Linked DNA regions of Homo sapiens: region 1 is linked to region 2. Evidence: read pairs that join two places in POLR2A ChIA-PET (ENCODE). Cell type or tissue: GM12878. All regions are shown on one strand. Links, peaks and the distances in the headings refer to the core of each region. The heading gives the core; the rest is flanking DNA. Region 1 has its middle 24 kb from the start of HIPK3. Region 2 overlaps HIPK3 (homeodomain interacting protein kinase 3).

Region 1 (10,485 bases), core at 2,189-7,188, 110 kb before region 2:
GTCAGAAAAACAAGTAAAACTTATCTCTGAGTTTTTGGTAGGGTAAGACTCAAAGGATGATGTCACTTTTCCTTTCTCATACTTTTAAAGGTCCATGAAGCCATTTTCTGGCAGATGTGTGCTTTAGTTATAATAAACACGGCAGGCAGATAGATCTCACAGGTATGCCTCAATGTCTGAAAGTTTTTAGTTTCTGATAAGAGCTGGAAATTTCTGTTTTAAGTGGTGGCTTTGGTAAGCAGTCCTGCTAAATGTTCGCCAAATCAGTTTAATTGCTGCTAATTTTCATATTCTGCTTTTGAGTTGAATCTTCAATATTTGACTGAATGTGGAATTTAAGACCAACAAATAAAAAAGACATTTTGTAAATTTCTTCAATATTTAAAAAAACAATAATAAACATTTTGAACTTACAGTAAGCACTTATTTCAACAAATTGTGCTATTGTCTCAAATAGGAAGAAGCTTTTTGCTAATTGGATGTCTTGGCTTTATCGCTGTTATGACAAAAAATGATGCTTTAGGCATCTTTGTCAAGAAAAGGACTACAGACTAATGCTAAGAGGAAATGAACTATTTGGGAAGTTATCTTTTCAATTGCAAATGCTTACAAGTAGCATCCTTTTAATAAATTATGTGATGAAAAGGGAACAAATGTATCACTTTGGCAGTATAAATTGCATTATTTGCAAGGGCTAGACAAGAAAATAAAAAATGGAGGAGTAGGGCTGGGTGCGGTAGCTCATACCTGTAATCTCAGCACTTTGGGAGGCTGAGGTGGGTGGATCACTTGAGGTCAGGAGTTCGAGACCAGCCTGACCAACATGGTGAAACCCTGTCTCTACTAAACCTACAAAATTAGCTGGGTGTGGTGGCACATGCCTGTAATCCCAGCTAGTTGGGAGGCCGAGGCAGGAGAATCGCTTGAACCCGGGAGGCGGAGGTTGCGCTGAGCTGAGATTGCGCCATTGCACTCCAGCCTGGGCAACAAGAGAGAACTCCGTCTCAAAAAAAAAAAAAAAAAAAAAAAAAAAAAAAAAAAAAGCTGGGCACGGTGGCTCATGCCTGTAATCCCACCACTTTGGGAGGCAGAGGTGGGCGGATCACGAGGTCAGGAGATCGAGACCATCCTGGCTAACATGGTGAAACCCCGTCTCTTCTAAAAATACAAAAACAAAATTAGCCGGGCGTGGTGGGGGGCGCCTGTAGTCCCAGCTACTCGGGAGGCTGAGGCGGGAGAATGGCGTGAACCTGGGAGGTGGAGCTTGCAGTGAGCCGAGATCGTGCCACTACACTCCAGCCTGGGCGACAGAGGGAGACTCCGTCTCAAAAAAAATAAATAAATAAAATAATAATAATAATAATTTGTAATGCAGAGCAAAGTATGCCATCTCATGGTATCTTATGGATAGATCTCATGCTTATGGTAAGTTTTGGGTGTTTCTCATCTGACGTCTATAAGATCATTGTTAGATGTTATTAGTGATGCAATTTTGAAACAGACTTCTTATTACAGATCTGTATTTTTAAATGAGTTTAATTAAAGAGCAACTTGAAGTTCCAAGGCACGCTGTTAAAAAAACAACAACAGCATAAAACACCAACATCTATTACTTCTTGTGACTCCATATTTGCATGATGAGTATTGTGATACTATACAACCAAAACAAAGTATAAAAGTCAATTGGGCTGGGCACGGTGTCTCATGCCGGTAATCCCAGCACTTTGGGAGACCGAGGCAGGAAGATTGCTTGAGTTCAGGAATTCCAGAGCAGCCTGGGCAACATATACTGGCGAAATCCTCGTCTCAACAAAAACAAATTGTCTGGGCATGGTGGCGGGTGCCTATAGTCCCAGCTACTCGGGGGAGGCTAAGGTGGGAGGATCCCTTGAGCCCGGGAAGCAGAGGTTGCAGTGAGCTGAGATCGCGCCACTGCACTGCAGCCTGGGCGACAGAGTGAGACCCTGTCTCAAAAAACAAAACAAAACAAAACAAAACAAACAAACAACAACAACAAAATTTGAAGCAGACGCAGATGTAAGACAAATGATTACACATAATTCCCGATTTCTATTTTATACATTCATCAAAATGACTTTAGACTTCATTGTTCTCCGTGATTGACTTGATAAGAGTAAATACTATAAATGTAAATGAACTTATAAAATAAATGTATGTAGATGGACAGTGGAGACTCAGAGGGATGAAGGGGTGGGAAGGGGATGGATGATGGGAGGTTGCTTGGTGGGTACAACGTGTGTTGCTCCAGTGATAGACGTACTGAAGGCCCTGACTTTACCACAATGCAATATACCAATGTAGCAAAATTGCACTTGTGCCCCATGAATGTATACAAATTAAAAACTAGATAGCCAGCTGTGGTGGCTCATGCCTCTAATCCTGGAAGGCTGAGGCGGGAGGATCACTTCAGCCCAGAAGTTGGACCAGAAGTTGGAGACCAGCCTGGGCAATATAGTGAGACTTTGTTCTACAAAACATTTTTTTTTTTTTTGAGATAGAGTCTCGTTCTGTCGCCCAGGCTGGAGTGCAGTGGCGTGATCTCGGCTCACTGCAAGCTCTGTCTCCTGGGTTCACACCATTCTCCTGCCTCAGCCTCCTAAGTAGCTGGGACTACAGGTGCCCGGCCACCACGCCCGGCTAATTTTCTTGGGACTACAGGTGCCCGCCACCACGCCCGGCTAATTTTTTGTATTTTTAGTAGAGACGGGGTTTCACTGTGTTAGCCAGGATGGTCTCTCCTGACCTCGTGATCTGCCCGCCTCAGCCTCCCAAAGTGCTGGGATTACAGGTGTGAGCCACCGCGCCCAGCTTACAAAACATTTTAAAAAGGCCGGGTGTGGTGGCTCATGCCTGTAATCCCACCACTTTCGGAGGCCGAGGTGAATGGATCACTTGAGGTCAGGAGTTCAAGACCAGCCTGGCCAACATAGTAAAACCCCATCTCTACTGAAAATACAAAAAATTATCTGGGCATGGTGACACGTACCACCTGTAATCTCAGCTACTTGGGAGGCAGAGGCAGGAGAATCACTTGAACCCGGGAGGTGGAGGTTGCACTGAGCAGAGATCACACCACTACACTCCTGAACAACCGAGTGAGACTCCATCTGAGAAAAATAAAATAAAAAATAAAAAATGAGGCAGGAGGATTGCTTGATCCCAGGAAGTCAAGGCTGCAATGAGCCATGATGGCACTACTATACTCTGGCTGGGTGACAGAGCAAGAACCTGCCTCAAAATAAATAAAAAAAAACATAAATAAATAAAATAATGCAGAAAAATATATTCTGCAAAAAACATTGACAAAATGGGTTTTAAAACTTTAAAATTTGGACAACCCCTCTTTTCACTACAGATGAGAGGATGCATTTCTTGGGGTGGGATAGACTAGGAGTTTTTTGGTTTCTTTGTTTTTGAGACTAAGCCTCGCTCTGTCACCCAGGCTGGAGTGCAGTGGTGCAATCTTGGCTCACTGCAACCTCCGCCTCCTGGATTCAAGCGATTCTCCTGTCTCAGCCTCCTGAGTAGCTGGGACTACAGGTGTGCGCCACTGCACTTGGCTAATTTTTGTATTTTTAGTGGAGATGGGGCTTTGCCATGTTAGCCAGGCTGGCCTCGAGCTCCTGACCTCAGGTGATCCACCTGCCTCGGCCTCCCAAAGTGGTGGGATTACAGGTGTGAGCCACTGTGCCTGGCTAGACTAGAAGTTTTTTGAGGAAATACAAAGCACTAAATATATATATTTTTAAAAAAAGGCTCTGCAAAGGGCTCTACAAAGGTGAAATGGAGACCAGTTTCTTGAAGACCTGCCTGGTTGATCTTTAAGCCTTCGGCTGCTGCCACAGCCCATCTTTGTAACTCAATAGGATTGGGTAGGAATAGTAGCTGACAGTCTCTTCCACAATCCTCAAATCAGTGCCACCAATCCTTTGGGAAATTAAAGTCACATCCTCCTAGTGATATCTTCAAAGGATGAAAAAGAATATACAGCACAGTGAAAAGTAAATATCCCTTCTTCCGCTGGCGCCTTCTTACCCAGTTCATTTCCTGGAGAGAGCACCGTTACTGGTTACTTAAATATTCTTTCAGAGATATTATATTTTCAGATTATGTTTACAATTATCCATAAATCCTTACCTTCCACACTAATGACAGCATATTATGCACATAATTTAGATCTTCCTTTCTTCAGTATATAGCTTGGTAATTGTTCCATATTACTGCAAAGAAAGCTGCTTCATTTTTATTTTATGGCTGTACAGTATTCCATTGTATGGATATGCCATAATTTATTTCCAGGTTATTTATAATCTTTTGCTGTTATAAACAATGGTACAAAGAATTATATATACATTATTTAACAAATGTATGAGCATGTCTGCAGTATAAATATTAATACTTTTGTCCATTTTTGAATCAAGGCAGTCTCTTAATGACTTGTAGGAGGCACATATTTATATAAAGGAAATTGGCCTTTTATGTATGAGCCCCTAATCTTTATTTTTATTTATTTATTTATTTATTTATTTATTTATTTATTTATTTATTTTGAGACAGAGTCTTGCTCTGTTGTCCAGGCTGGAGTGCACAATCTCAGTTCACTGCAACTTCCGCCTCCTGGGTTCAAGTGATTCTTCTGCCTCAGCCTCCTAAGTAGCTGGGATTACAGGCATGCATCACCACGCCCAGCTAATTTTTTGTATTTTTAATAGTGACAGGGTTTCACCATGTTGGCCAGGCTGGTCTCAAACTTCTGACTTCAAATGATCCGCCCGCCTCAGATTCCCAAAGTGCTAGAATTACAGGCATGAAGCACCGTGCCTGGCCTGAGTCCCTAACCTTTAAAAATTCATGTTAAAATTGAGTTAAAATCTGTCTATATGAAAATTTAAATTTCTTATTATGAATGTTCATAGTATAAGGGAAAGTGGGAATTGTGTAGCTCTAAGGTAAAGATTATCTGTTGAAGTTTATTTAATATGATATCTTCTTTTACAATAGGGTACATTATTATTTATAAGGATATAGTTTTTTCTTGGAGAAATGAAGAAAAAAGGGTATATTATGATTTTTATTGTGATGGTGCTATGAAATAAAATAATCCTTTTAATTTGTTCACTACATAGCGCTTCTACTTGATACTTTGTCATTTTCAGTGATTTGTCTTTTTCCTGAATGTGGGCCTTAACAGTGTGTTATTTAAGAACTAGAAAATATTAAAACAAAGTAATACATAAGCAAAGCTGGGCCTTTTGTAACATAATTCCCAGAGACAGATGCAAAGCTGTAATGGAACTCAGTATTCAGGAGCAAATAGAACTATTCTGTAACATTTGATAAGAAGTTAAACCCTATTGAGCTATAGATACTTTTGTTTACGTTACAGCAGTTGTGATCTGCAGTTTTTTTGTGTGTGTGTGTTTTTTTAAGACAAGGTCTTGCCGTGTCACTGGAATACAGTGGCAGATCATGGCTCACTGTAGCCTCGATGTCCTAGGCTCAAGCCATCCTCCTGCCTCAGCCTCCCAAGTACCTGGGATTATAGACATGAGCCACCATGCCCGGCCTGCAGAATATTTAAGCAAACTTTTGTTGTAGCAAACAAAATAATATCCAAAGAATTAGTTTATTTTTGACCTGTGATTCAGGATTTAAAAAAAAATTTAAGGCCCAAGTGCAGTGGCTCGCACTTATAATCCCAGCATTTTGGGAGGCCGAGGTGGGAGGACAGCTTGAGCCCAGTAGTTGGAGTAACATAGCAAGACCCTTGTATCTACAAAAAAAAATTTTTTTTTTAAATTAGCGGAGTGGGGCGTGACAGTGCATGCCGGTGGTCCTAGGTGCTTAGATGGCTGAGGTGGAAGAATTGCTTGAGCCTGGGAGGTCAAGGCTGCAGTGAGCTGTGATTGTGCCACTACACTGCAGTCTGAGTGACAGAGTGAGACACTCTCTTTTTTTTTTTTTTTTTTTTTGAGACGGAGTCTCGTTCTGTCGCCCAGGCGGGAGTGCTGTGGCGCGATCTCCGCTCACTGCAAGCTCCGCCTTCCGGGTTCACGCCATTCTCCTGCCTCAGCCTCCCGAGTAGCTGGGACTACAGGCGCCCGCCACTGCGCCCGGCTAATTTTTTGTATTTTTAGTAGAGACGGGGTTTCACCGTGGTCTCGATCTCCTGACCTCGTGATCCGCCCGCCTCGGCCTCCCAAAGTGCTGGGATTACAGGCGTGAGCCACCGCGCCCGGCCGAGACACTCTCTAAAAAAAAAAAAAAAAAGAAAAGAAAAAGAAAATTAGGCCGGGGTGGGGGGGTGTGGCTCACGCCTGTAATCCCAGCATTTTGGGAGGCCGAGGTGGGCTGATCACCTGAGGTCAGGAGTTCGACACTAGCCTGACCAAAGTGGAGAAATACTGTCTCTACTAAAAATACAAAATTAGCTGGGCATGGTGGCACATGCCTGTAATCCTAGCTGCTTGGGAGACTGAGGCAGGAGAATCGCTTGAACCCGGGAGGTGGAGGTTGCAGTGAGCCGAGATTGCGTAACTGCACTCCAGCCTGAGCAACAAGAGTGAAACTCCATCTCAAAAAAAAAAAAAAAAAAAAAAAAATTAAACTCTCCACTACACTCAGTGTTTACAAATTAATTTCCTTTACTTTTTAGAATATTTTTCTATTTTGACAAGAAAGGAATAGCAACAATGTCACATACAAAATGGCACCATCTTCCTATGATGCCAGTTTTGAACTCTTTAAAGAACATTAACCTTTAGAAAGAAAGATGTTTATCTACTTGCAAGGAACATAACCCCCAAGAGATTTTCCTGGACTGTGCCCTAATTTGTTGGATTTTTATCAAATTTCCTGCATATGCTCATGCACTCATACTTAATTAGTCATAATTCTTCTTTAGAAAAGACTTGTTTTAAAAAGAAGCACAACAACTGTGATATCTTTGGAACTTATAAATATCTGGTCTAGGATTTCCTTAAGCTAGTCATCTGTTTCCTCATTTCAAAAGCTGAAACTGTGTTAGGCTGTGTTTTTAAAATGTTGGATTTGTTTTGCAAATGCAGGAAAAGCAACACTTCCTAATTTGCTTAGATGGGTGCCCATATAATTTGGTGTTTTATCAGCTCTAGATGAGTACTGGTGTAACAGTGGGAATAAGCAAGTTGGATGTGTTTGCATGCACATAGATGCCTATGTGTGTCTGTGTATAAGTAATATGATGAGATTTTAGTAGAGAATCAGTATGAAAGTCCATTCATTCTTTAAATATTTTAGACCAACAGAGAGACTGAACTAAAGTGAACAAAACTGGTTCTACTAAGCACATTTTCTCTCCTTTGGCCACTGATTAACTTATTTCTCTTAAGTGGAAATAGGATAGAACCTATTTGTCTATTCTTTAAGGATAGTACATATTTATCTAAATCCTTGAGTTACATTAGTGTATTTTTGGCCAGGCACGGTGGCTCATGCCTGTAATCCTAGCATTTTGGGAGACCAAGGAGGGCAGATTGCCTGAGTTTAGGAGTTCAAGACCAGCCTGGGCAACATGGTGAAACCCTGTCTTTACTAAAAATACAAAAAACTGGCCAGGTGCAGTGGCTCACGCCTGTAATCCCAGCACTTTGGGAGGCCAAGGCAGATGAATCTCCTGAGGTCAGGAGTTTGAGACGAGCCTGGCCAACATGGTGAAACCCCGTCTCTACTAAAAGTACAAAATAGCCGGGCATGGTGGTACACACCCGTAATCCCAGCCACTCGAGAGGCTGAGGCAGGAGAATCGCTTGAACCCAGGCGACAGAGGTTGCAGTGAGCCGAGATTGCGCCACTGCACTCCAGCCTGGGCAACAGAGCGAGACTCTGTCTCAAAAAACCAAAACAATACAAAAAATTAGCCACGTGTGGTGATATGTGACTGTAATCCCAGCTAGTTGGGAGGCTGAGGCCCAAGAATTGCTAGGACCTGGGAGTGGAGGCTGCAGTGAGCCGAGATTGTGCCACTACACCAGGCTGTGCAACAGAGCAAGACTCTGTCTCAAAAACAAAAACAAATTGGTATATTTTTATAGCAGCGTAGTATTTCCTAAAATGGTGTTTTAAGATGGGTTACACATTATTTATTTATTTATTTTTGAGACAGAGTCTCACTCTGTTGCCCAGGCTGGAGTGCAGTGGTGCGATCACACCTCACTGCAACCTCCACCTCCCGGGTTCAAGCGATTCTCGTGCCTCAGCCTCCTGAGTAGCTGGGATTATGGGTGCACGCCAGCAAGCCCGACTAATTTTTGTATTTTTAGTAGAGACAGGGTTTCACCATGTTGGCCAGGCTGGTCTCAAACTCCTGACCTCAGGTGATCCGCACGCCTTAGCCTCCCAAAGTGCTGGGATTAAAGGCATGAGCCACCAAGTCTGGCCTAGATACTTAATAATTGCTTATCACCCTTTATATCATAACTGTACTAAATAAATTTGGCCTAGAGATCTAGCTCAAAACTTTATGCTTTGCAGGAATTTCCCTGTTACTCCTTGTGATAAGTGGTTAGTCAGCTTTTGTTATTGTTGTTAGTTAAGAGAATGCATCGGAAAACACCTAGAACCGGTCCTGGTCCAGTTAACTGCTTTTGCTTAAAACTATTTTTAAAATGAAGAAATTTTACCAGTGAGCATTATTAAATTTATTCAAAGACTTACTGATTGCTTATATTCTTTTTTCTTTACTGATTATGTAAGCAAAACATGTTATTTTTACAAATTCATATATGTTTTTGTGCATATATTAACATTAGTATATTTATTAGTCTTTATTTTACAGAAATTGATCATAGGTGACTTACATTTTTAAACATGTCTTAGATATCTTTTTACATAAATAAAAATAGGTCTATCTGTTCTTTTCCTCCCTGGCTTTCTGAGGATAGACTGCCATCATGAACGGCACGGTAACTATCCGCGTTAGAAAGTTCATGTCCAACCGACTACTTCAGAGGAAACAAATGGTCATTGATGTCCTTCACCCTGGGAAGGCAACAGTGCCTAAGACAGAAATTCAGGGAAAACTAGCCAAAATGTACAAGACCATACCGGATGTCATCTTTGTATTTGGATTCAGAGCTCATTTTGGCGGTGGCAAGACAACTGGCTTTGGCATGATTTATGATTCCCTGGATTATGCAGAGAAAAATGAATCCAAACATTGACTTGCAAGACATGGCCTTTGTGAGAAGAAAAAGACCTCAAGAAAGCAACGAAAGGAACGCAAGAACAGAATGAAGACAGTCAGGGGAAGTGCAAAGGCCAGTGCTGGTGCTGGCAAAAAGCCGAAGGAGTAAAGGTGCTGCAATCATGTTATTTGTGGCTGTTGTGGATTTTTCACAAGAAGATTAATAAACTATAAACTTTAAAAAGTAAAGATCTATCTTATTTGTTTTAATGCTGCAATGTATTCCATTTTATGGCTGTACCATAGTCACTTATCTAAACCCTCTAAGGTACATATTTCTTTCTTTCTTTTTTTTTTTTTTTGAGATGGAGTTTCACTCTGTTGCCCAGGTTGGAGTACAGTGGTGCAATCTTGGCTCACTGCAATCTTTGCCTCCTGGGTTCAAGCAATTCTTGTGCCTCAGCCTCCCAAGTAGCTGGGATTACAGGCATACGCCACCACACCTAGCTAATTTTTGTATTTCTAGTAGAGACAGGGTTTTACCATGTTGGCTGGGCTGGTCTCGAACTCCTGACCTCAAGTGATCTGCCCGCCTCAGCCTCCCAGAGTGCTGGGAGTACAGGCGTGAGCCACTGTGCCTGGCCAGTTACACTTTTCATTTCCACATTTTAACATTTCTGAAATTACTTCTTGGTTATTTTATTTATTTATTTTGAGACAGGGTCTCGTTCTGTCACCCAGGCTTGAGTACAGTTGCCGGATCTCAGATCACTGCAGCCTCCACCTCCCCAGCTCAAGTGATCTTCCCACTTCAGCCTCCTGAGTAGCTGGGACTACAGGTGTACGCCACCACGCCCAGTAGTTTTTGTTGTTGTTGTTGTTGCTTTTTGAGACAGAGTTTCTCTCTTATTGCCCAGGCTGAAGTGCAATTGCGTGATCTTGGCCCACTGCAACCTCCACCTCCCGTGTTCAAGCAATTCTCCTGCCTCAGCCTCCCAAGTGCATGGCACCATGCCTGGCTAATTTTCGTATTTTTACTAGAGACAGGGTTTCACCATGTTGGCAGGCTGGTCTTGAACTCCTGACCTCAGATGATCCACCCGCCTCGGCCTCCCGAAGTGCTGGGATACAGGCGTGAGCCACAGCGGTGCTAACATTTCTGAAATTAGGATGTCACTTATATTTTATAATGCATGACAGGTTAAAGTTACTATCTGCCAGGCAGCATTTGTGACCTAATTGTCTTTGCCTTGCACAGGTGAACTTGATCATAATTGTTCAAATTTGTGTCACTTAAATCA
Region 2 (10,485 bases), core at 1,772-6,771:
ATTCTGTTTCTCCTGTTTGCTGTATCATTGTAGGCTAGCCTGTTTACTTATTTCAGCCTTAGTAGAAGGAAATAGCCTGAATAGATAATATATTGGCCATTTCTAACTCTAATATATTTTGATTCTGAAGGATTATTTGATTTTGTGTGTGTGTGTGTGTGTGTGTGTGTGTGTGTGTGTGTGTGTCTTTTTTTGAGATAGTGTCTTGCTCTGTTGCCCAGGCTAGAGTGTGGTAGCACGATCTTGGCTCACTGCACCTCCACCTCCTGAGTTCAGGTGATTCTCATGCCTCAGCCTCCCAAGTAGCTGGGGTTACAGGTATGCACCACCACTCCTGGCTAATTTTTGTATTTTTAGTATGTACAGGGTTTCACCATGTTGGCCAGGCTGGTCTCGAACTCCTGACCTCAAGTGATCTGCCTGCCTCAGCCTCTCATAGTGCTGGGATTACAGTCATTAGCCGCTGCGCCCAGCCTCTGATTTTTTAATTTTAAGCATTCAAGCAACTCTAAAACTTTTTTTATTTTAATATTTACCTCAGTACCAAATAAAAAACCAAGAATATGTTTGTTGACTTGATTTGCTGGTAATAAGAGATGTGAAAACAGGTCAGATCTTTAGTTACTGTTGTTCTATCGGGGTAGCTTTATTTTCATTGTTTTTATATATTGGATTTTCAAGTAATGTATCATTGGGAGAAGGATTTATATCATAGAAAGTATAATAAAAGGGCAACTTAGATGGTTGATTCTGAAGGTGAAATTGTGGCCCAGTGGCCACAGTGGTGGTCTGTGAGTATCTGTAACAGTGACATTTTTATTACTTTCTGGTAATAAAAATGCCCACATCATTGTAGTGTTAGGAATAATAGATGCTAACAATATAATGCTGTTGTGTTTTTCAGTTTTTTCCCCCAAGTGTTTATTATAGGAATTTCAAACATACAGAAAAATTGAAAGAATAATATGTTTTCTACCCTAGATTCAACAGGTGTTACTATTTTACCATATTTGCATTATCAATCTACCTACCTACCTACAGTGCACATACATGTACTATTTGAAATTAAATGGTAGATTTTATGACACTACTTCTAAATACTTCAGCATGCAAGATTGCTGTTTAAAAATTTTTTTTAATCAGTTATTACTTGTGTTATCTTGACAAATGCATTTTCACTTAAATTTATAATCTGTACTAACAAGTAGGTTATTTGGTTCTAGTAATCCCTCCCATGTACCAAAATCAGTTTGAGGGTCACCACTTATACTGTGGTATATTTCACGAAGATTTAGAATAGCAGGTTTTTTTTCAGAGCCTAGCTTCTTTGGCAAAAACTTAAAGAGACTTCGGAGACACATTTCTAAACAGCATTGAGCATAATTCTTAAAACATTTCAATGAGGTTAGAAAAATCTTTTATCTTTTTATATGGCTTATAATTGATGAAAAGTTAGAAACCTTTCTGTACATAAAGTAACAACTATATCAGTGGTTTACAATATGGGATAATCGAAGGAAAAGAATTACTGTCACAGACTCATTAACCCATTAAATGTCATGAACAGCACTTTTGAATTAGAATTACTAGTGAGAAGAAGCACAGTATGTTTTAGCTTTTATAACAGGTGCAGTTGCAGCAACAGGCCAGGCAGGCTCTGTAAGTATGTTGTTTCTCTTCTTAGTAGAGTGTCTGCCTTAGAAATGAAAGCACTCCCTCTACAGTCTTAGTATCTAACGGGTAGATGTTATATAGAAATTGTAATGTAGAAAATTTCAGCATTGGGCTTCTTGCCCCTCCCCTTCATTTACCCTTTCCCTTCAGAATGTGTCAATCCATTTACAAGAAACATTTAAAAATAATTATTGGGCAGCTATTTGAGATAGTAATTATGGTACCATTGTGGTTTGTATTTTAAAATAAACTTTATCCCTTTGACTTAAAAATTTTACTTTGGAGCTATCATGTTTAAGTAATGCATTTAATATATTTTAGATATTATAATATGTAGGTATAGGTATATAAATACTATATCCATAAGACTGTGCTTATTTTAAAAAGTCAGTTTATTTTTAAAAATCAGCTAAGCTTTTATTTAACATCTGAGTGTTTTATATATTAAACAAGCTTTTAAAATTATTTAGTGACCTGAAAAGTTAGGTATTCATCCCCTCTAGATGACAACTACTATATTAGAGTAAAATATATTCCAGCAAAATTCTCTTCTGTTATACTAAAATAATATTCATAAGCTTTTTATGTCTTGTCTTCCAAGTATTAAAGCAAATATAATCAAAGATAAAGTTTCAGCTAACCTAATAACTAACTATACAAAAATTAAGATCTTATCCCACTGTTGAATCTGATCAAAAATTAGATCTCCTGTGGAGAGGGTATATAGGAGAATTCTTCTCATCTTAAGGCATTGCTTGTGGAGAGAATTTACAGACAATGAGATTTTTGTTCAGATTTGGAAATTTGCTCTCTCTGTTCATCCTTGTCAAAGTGAAGAGATTTTTTTTTTCTTGAAGAGATTGTCTATATATTGCAATATATCTACACTGCCTGGGTGTGCTTATATTCCATGTCTTGGAGAATTGGATGATCAAGACAGGCTTTTTAGCAGGAGTAAGAAGATTTTTATTAAACTTGACTCATACCTGGCTCTTTAGGTGGAGCACAGAGAGTAGAATACCCTGGTATGGTAGTAAGGTAACAGTCTCAGTGAAGAAAATAAACAGGCTGAAATGGACATTCTCTTTAGGATTAACACTTACATCTGTGAAATAGAAAATTTGAGGTTGTTTTACAATAGAGAAAGAAAACAATTGTAGTATTTTTCTCTTATGCCTGAAGAGAAACACTCAACATCACATTTATCCCCAAATTGATTATATTATATTTAAATAATTTGCAAGCCCATGTTGAAAGTAACTGCTGCAATAAACTGGAATTATGAAGTGCTGAAATGATTTTCATTAATGTACTTTCTGATCTTCGGGGATGTCCCTAAAATCTTGTCAAAACTTTAAGCTGGAATGTGATACTACTTTGCTCTCTCAGAGTTCAATATTATAAGACTTAATATTTGCAAGGTGCTTTGCAGTGAAAACAGCTATATTAACATTATAGTAACATTAACAGGATTAACATGTCTGGTAATCCTGCTTTCTAATTTTCCTAGTGGGCAAGCAAAATGGTAGCATGTTTGTTCTGGAGTTTCAGCTCTCTGCTAAGAATACTAGTCAATTAAGCCACATTGCGGAAACCTTAGTTTTATCATCAAATTGGTAAATAGGTTAGTTTTGCCTTTCCTTTGGAGGTTGAAATGAGTGTGCCATCCCGGAATTTTCATCCATTATGTGAACCATTATGTCCATTAAATTATGAAGTTGTGATGTATTTCTGTTTTGGTGACAGGAGCATAAGATTCTATCACAGTTTTAAAGAAGAAGATAACTAAGCATAGCTAAAAGTTTGTATGAAAAGAAGAACCTTCACCTGCTAGGTTGTCAGCATACTAAGCCAGATTCTTCTTTCCATGTTCTTTATCATGGTGACTGAACTATTTAAAAAGGAAAATAAAGCTTCAATAGCAAACTTCGGAGATGAGAAGTTTCAAGAAAATTAAATCGTTCAACTTTGTAGTATGCATTTTGAAACAGAAAGGGAAGCTTTATGATAATTTTTGGAATGATGTATATCACAAAGTAGACAAGAAGTACCTCATTTTGCTACTAGATTGCTCTGTTAGTGTTATGAAAATTTTATGCAGAGAATGGTATCATAACTCCACAATCAGGGCTGGGTGTGGTGGCTCATGCCTGTGATACCAGAAATTTGGGAGGCCGAGGTAGGAGGATCTCTTGAGCCCAGGAGTGCAAGACCAGCCTGAGCAACATAGACCCTGTCTCTACCAAAAATTAAAGAGATTAGCTGGGCATGGTATATGCCTGTGGTCCCAGCTGCTCAAGAGGTTGAGGTGGGAGGATCCACTTGAGTCCAGGAGGTTGAGGCCACAGTATGGATCATGCCACTGTGCTCCAGTCTGGGCAACAGAGCGAGGCCCTGTCTCAAAAAAAAAAAAAATCTGTCAGAATCTAAGCAATTCTTGACATTTAAAATAATTGTATAAGTTAAATAAGAGGAAGATTTTTTCTTTTATTTGATAACTATTCTGTTTCACAGGTATTCCTGCAACACATGGTAAACCCACCAGTTATTCAATAAGGGTAGATAATACAGTTCCACTTGTAACTCAGGCCCCAGCTGTGCAGCCACTACAGATCCGACCAGGAGTTCTTTCTCAGGTTGGTAATAATTCATTCTTTGCCATATATCAGCTTGTGCTTTTGGGAAATAGTGAAAATGACCTGGATAGGGATTTAATCCATTTTGTAGGTTATGGACTTTAATGTTTATAATTGTTAGCTGTTACTTTTAGATAGTTTTGAGTTTAAGATATGGTAAAGTTCAATTACTTATAACTTGTTATTTTCTATTGTTTTGCTTTGCTGCAAGCAGACGTGGTCTGGTAGAACACAGCAGATGCTGGTGCCTGCCTGGCAACAGGTGACACCCCTGGCTCCTGCTACTACTACACTAACTTCTGAGAGTGTGGCTGGTTCACACAGGCTTGGAGACTGGGGGTAAGCTGAAAACAAAAGTACTTTGTGAATAGTTTGCAGACTAGATCTTGATTAAAGAAAGATCTTGATTAAAAACATTGTTCTGAACTTCTCCCTAGGAAGATGATTTCATGCAGCAATCATTATAACTCAGTGATGCCGCAGCCTCTTCTGACCAATCAGATAACTTTATCTGCCCCTCAGCCAGTTAGTGTGGGGATTGCACATGTTGTCTGGCCTCAGCCTGCCACTACCAAGAAAAATAAACAGTGCCAGAACAGGTTGGTATTGGTGCTTTAGCTTTCCTCTGCATTTTGAGAATCTTTTAAATGAATTTTGCATGTACTCTAAAGGGTCACTCTGTTGTATTCAAAATGACCTCTTTTATAGCTTTGTTACAAACACTAAGCCAGCTCCCTTCTCAATTTCTCAGAGGTATTTTGGTAAAACTAATGGAATGGGAGCCAGGAAGAGAGGAAATAAATGCTTTCAGTTGGTAAGATTGTCTTTATTGCCCTTTTGATTTATTATCTACCTGTAATGTAGCAATTGTGGACATTCAGATAGCACATTTACCAAAAAGCAACTATTTAAATGTATGTAAATGCAGTCTACATGGATATTTCTAGAGCTATTTTATATTTCACAAAAACTCAAGATCTGTTAGTGTGTTATATTCATGAACTCGAACAAGTGAAGGTTCTCATTTTCTGGTTTAACAAGATACCTTAGACAATTGATTATACATATTTTGATTATAGAAATTATAAATTATTCCTTTGGTTGCAGGAGTAATTCATTACAGAATACCAATATCCCACATTCAGCATTTATTTCTCCAAAGATAATTAATGGGAAAGATGTCGAGGAAGTAAGTTGTATAGAAACACAGGACAATCAGAACTCAGAAGGAGAGGCAAGAAATTGCTGTGAAACATCTATCAGACAGGACTCTGATTCATCAGTTTCAGACAAACAGCGGCAAACCATCATTATTGCCGACTCCCCGAGTCCTGCAGTGAGTGTCATCACTATCAGCAGTGACACTGATGAGGAAGAGACTTCCCAGAGACATTCACTCAGAGAGTAAGTGCCAAACGCTGCATCCTCAAAGGATATAGATGGCATCCTTTGGTGTGCCGAAAAACAACTTTCTGTGACTTATTTCTTGTTTGTCAATGTACTCTGGAGTAAAACCTTTAAATTAGATAACCCAGTTCTAGACAGGGAACTTTCTAAATAACATTTAGCACGATTATTATAGCATTTTCCTTGTATCTGTAAGCTTTAACTTTTTGTCCATGTAGGTCATTCTTAACAGTTTCATATCCTTAATTAAAGAATATAAATTTTGGCTATTTGGAGAGTATCTTCTTGTATTTGACTCATGTTTTTCCCTTTTCTCTTCCACTAGATGTAAAGGTAGTCTAGATTGTGAAGCTTGCCAGAGCACTTTGAATATTGATCGGATGTGTTCATTAAGTAGTCCTGATAGTACTCTGAGTACCAGCTCCTCAGGGCAGTCCAGCCCATCCCCCTGCAAGAGACCGAATAGGTAAAAGAATCTCAATAGTAGTGTGTAATAAATAGTAAGTCTACTAAAAAGCCTACGATTTCTTTCTGTTGTTTAATAAGTACCTGCCAGTTTACCACAGTGACTTCTATCTTGAACACAATTTTTGAACTAGATCAGTTTTTATAAACACAGGTTTGTTTGTTTGTTTGTTTGTTTTTGAGACAGGGTCTTGCTTTGTTGCCCAGGCTGGAATGCAGTGGCATGATCTCGGCTCACAGCAACCTCTGCCTCCCAGGCTCAAGCAATCCTCTTGCCTTAGCCTCTTGAGTAGCTGGGACCACAGGTGCGCACAGCGATGCTCGGCTAATTTTTAAGTTTTTTTTGTAGAGATGGGATCTTGCCCTGTTGCACAGGCTGGTCTTGAACTCCTGGGCTCAACCAGTGCTCCCACCTTGGCCTCCCAAAGTGCTGGGATTACAGGCATGAGCCACCATACCTAACTAAATAATCTTTTTTTGCTGAGGGGCGGGTGGGAGGAGATGAAGTGTGGCTCTGTCACCTAGGCTGGAGTGCAATGGTGTGATCTTGGCTCACCGCAGCCTCCGCCTCCCCAGGTTCAAGTGAGTCTCCTGCCTCAGCCTCCCATGTAGCTGGGACTACAGGAACCTGCCACCACACCTGGCTAATTTTTTGTATTTTTAGTAGAGATGGGGTTTCACCAGGACATGCTGGTCTTGAACTCCTTACCTCAGGTGATCTGCCTGCCTCAGCCTCCCAAAATGCTAGGATTACAGGCGTGAGCCACCACATCCAGCCAAATAATCTATTTTTGAAAGGATAAAAAAGCCACATTCTTAATTTCAGCCCCACAGACTACTATTGTAACTTAAATTTGGAATAAAAACATATACTTTAGCAAAATTAAAAAGGAATGTTTTGCATAATGAAGTACTCACTGGCCCACTGTCTACAGGACATCCACTATGATTTTTTTCTCCCATTGGTGACTGATTTGCATGGTTTTATCCATATTAACCTGGCTTACCCATCCTTTGGCCAGCGACATGTACCACTGCTAAGATAGTAAGCTTGTCCTAAGCAGAATGATTTACTAACGCATTGAGAGATAAGCCACAGTCTAGGCACAGTGGCCAACACTTGTAATCCCAGCACTTTGGGAGGCCAAGGCAGGAGGATCACTTGAGGCCAAGAGTTCGAGACCAGCCTGGACAACATAGTGAGACCCCGCCTCTACCAAAAATTAAAAAAAAAAAAAAAAGCAGGATGTGGTGTTGCATGCCTGTAGTGCTAGCTACTCAGGAGGCTGAGGCAGGAGGATTATTTGAGCCCTGTAATTTGAGGCTGCAGTGAGCTATGATCACACCACTGCACTATAGCCTGGGCAACAGAGTAAGACCCTATCTCTTAGAAAGGAAGGAAGGAAGGAGGGGAAGGAAAGAAAGAAATAAAGTCTTATTTTAGTGGCAACAAACATTTGAAAAATTTTAAGTTTTAATTTTACACATCTTTTTCCTTAGGAAATATGATATTGCATTCTTATAGCCAAAGCTCTATGGAAAATATAAGGAAATTTTAATGTATCTTCTTAAAAGTTGCTTATAATATGGTTTGAAAATTGATAATGTACATAACTATACATTCACATGTAAAATATATATAAACAAATATACGTATAAGATATATAAATAAAAATATGTATAAAAAGAGATGCTTCAAATTCGTAAGTAAGTATGGAATGAGTGGTTGAAACAGACAATAAATGCTGTAGAAATCCCAAGGAGAGAGAGATTGTCAGGGCCCAAGAGTGTCAGGAAGAGATGAGAAATATGGGGCTCTGTCTAGGCCTTCAGAGGTGTGGGGATACCTTTCAGATACCTGGTTAGGTACAAGGACCCAAATTACCAGCAGAGGCACATATCCTGATGTTAGAATTTAATTTGAAATAGCCAAGTCACATACATATATGTTTGTATATTTCATTTAAATTATCCAGAGCAGTGCCTCTTTTGTCATGTCTTGATGAAATTATCTGGAATTTATAAAGAGGAATTTTATGAGCTGCTACTAAGGATCAAATGGGAAGGGAAAGAAGAAAAAAAAAATGCCAAAATGATGTTCCTGAAATGGAACAGAATTAGGTTTGGCAGTTGGAACAGAGAATTAATTTAAGGGTCTAGAAATTTTATGAAAAAGTGCTATTGGACAAGGAAAAAGGTGTAATTATATATAAAATAACTGAATAATGTTCTCATCAGTTCACTGGAGCCTGAATATTACTTAACATTAGATTTAATGTTGGAAAAAAATATCACTCATAAAAAATGCTTTCTTTTTGTAGTATGTCAGATGAAGAGCAAGAAAGTAGTTGTGATACGGTGGATGGCTCTCCGACATCTGACTCTTCCGGGCATGACAGTCCATTTGCAGAGAGCACTTTTGTGGAGGACACTCATGAAAACACAGAATTGGTATCCTCTGCTGACACAGAAACCAAGCCAGCTGTCTGTTCTGTTGTGGTGCCACCAGTGGAACTAGAAAATGGCTTAAATGCCGATGAGCATATGGCAAACACAGGTAAGTTGAGTCCTCCCATTTCTCTGGTTGTCCTTTAAATACGGTCTTAATTTAGGAAAATCTGAGAATGCAGTTGCCAAAGTCATCTCTGAATTTTGACTTGACCCTGCCTTATGTATTGTACAGAGGAAATCTTCTAGTATTATCCAGTGCTTGGAAACCATGACCTCTCCTTTGATTTTATTTAATTTTAAGGCTCTCAAATCACTATTGTGTAAAATATCTAAAGACTTTGCTAATTTTTTATTTGAAAAGGAAAAAGCATAAACTCTTTAATATTTTATTCGTCGCCAGATTCTATATGCCAGCCATTAATAAAAGGACGATCTGCCCCTGGAAGATTAAACCAGCCTTCTGCAGTGGGTACTCGTCAGCAAAAATTGACATCAGCATTCCAGCAGCAGCATTTGAACTTCAGTCAGGTATGTTCATTTGTGGATATGTAGGAGTCTGTGGGATTCAAATTTAGCAGTTGTTTTTCACGTGGAGGAGAAAGCTTCTGAAACTGTATGTAGTGTTAATGAATTTTTCCCTTCTCATTATCCCAAGTGGCTAAAGAGTAACTGGCTTAATAATAGGATAATTAAGCAAATTATCCATAGAACTTGTAGCCTTTTTCAGAAAGATTAAGTCCTTAGGTTCTCTTACATAATATTAACAGAGTGTGTCTGTTATCTCAGAACATCATTAACCTTCCTGAATACTTTCCATCTTATTCAACACTATATTTGGCGGTTGTGTTTCAGTTGGGAAAAGAAAAGATCACAGATACTGGAGTTGGACGGGGATTCAAATCTTGGTTTTGCCATGTACTATATATATATATTACCTTGGCCAGGTCTTTTCAACAAATCTGATTTGGAGCACAGTTAATGGGAATCGTAATTATATCATGGGTTGTTTTAGAAGTAAATAACATTGTGTATGTAAATGTTAGCTTTACATATAAGAAGTGCTCCACAAATGGTAGCTGTTAGTAGTGATGGGGATAGTAATAGGTAGTACTAGCAGCAGTAATAGCAGTGTTTATATTATAATAATATGTAGTAATAAATACTAAAATGTTAATACTAATATATATGGAATTGATATTTTTCTCTCCTCTAGTTATTCTTAGTATAAGTTAGTTCTGAGAGATCCACTATGAGTTATCAATCACAAAGGGTATATTGTAATTTCCCTTTCTTTCTTTCCTTTTATCTTTTAAGGTATGTTATTCAGTCATTTTTTTTTTTTCTTTGTGGATAGGTTCAGCACTTTGGATCTGGGCATCAAGAGTGGAATGGAAACTTTGGGCACAGAAGACAGCAAGCTTATATTCCTACTAGTGTTACCAGTAATCCATTCACTCTTTCTCATGGAAGTCCCAATCACACAGCAGTGCATGCCCACCTGGCTGGAAATACACACCTCGGAGGACAGCCTACTCTACTTCCATACCCATCATCAGCCACCCTCAGTAGTGCTGCACCAGTGGCCCACCTGTTAGCCTCTCCGTGTACCTCAAGACCTATGTTACAGCATCCAACTTATAATATCTCCCATCCCAGTGGCATAGTTCACCAAGTCCCAGTGGGCTTAAATCCCCGTCTGTTACCATCCCCAACCATTCATCAGACTCAGTACAAACCAATCTTCCCACCACATTCTTACATTGCAGCATCACCTGCATATACTGGATTTCCACTGAGTCCAACAAAACTCAGCCAGTATCCATATATGTGAAAAACAGTATATTGGGGAAGC

Evidence for each region. ChIA-PET counts read pairs that join two places held together with the same protein. Peaks named below come from ENCODE experiments on the same cell type or tissue, not always from the same donor. Only the 100,000 strongest peaks of a DNase experiment are listed, where the experiment ranks them.
Region 1: POLR2A ChIA-PET joins it to region 2 with 5 read pairs; 3 of 35 experiments call an interaction of 5 or more read pairs at or near these places.

Annotation. Positions count from the first base shown.
Region 1 is chr11:33,228,057-33,238,541 of GRCh38, forward strand. It overlaps the pseudogene RPS24P15. Among named protein-coding and RNA genes, the nearest start is that of HIPK3, 24 kb to the right of the region's middle. In GM12878, for the core only: no CTCF peak of the experiment used is centred there; no DNase peak of the experiment used is centred there.
Region 2 is chr11:33,343,105-33,353,589 of GRCh38, forward strand. HIPK3 (homeodomain interacting protein kinase 3) reads left to right here. Exons shown (of 17, transcript NM_005734.5): 9 at 4,189-4,310; 10 at 4,525-4,649; 11 at 4,748-4,909; 12 at 5,062-5,124; 13 at 5,418-5,714; 14 at 6,043-6,183; 15 at 8,504-8,739; 16 at 9,034-9,161; 17 at 9,988-10,485. The coding sequence ends at 10,464. Among named protein-coding and RNA genes, the nearest start is that of KIAA1549L, 28 kb to the right of the region's middle. In GM12878, for the core only: no CTCF peak of the experiment used is centred there; no DNase peak of the experiment used is centred there; H3K27ac peaks cover 1,333 bases.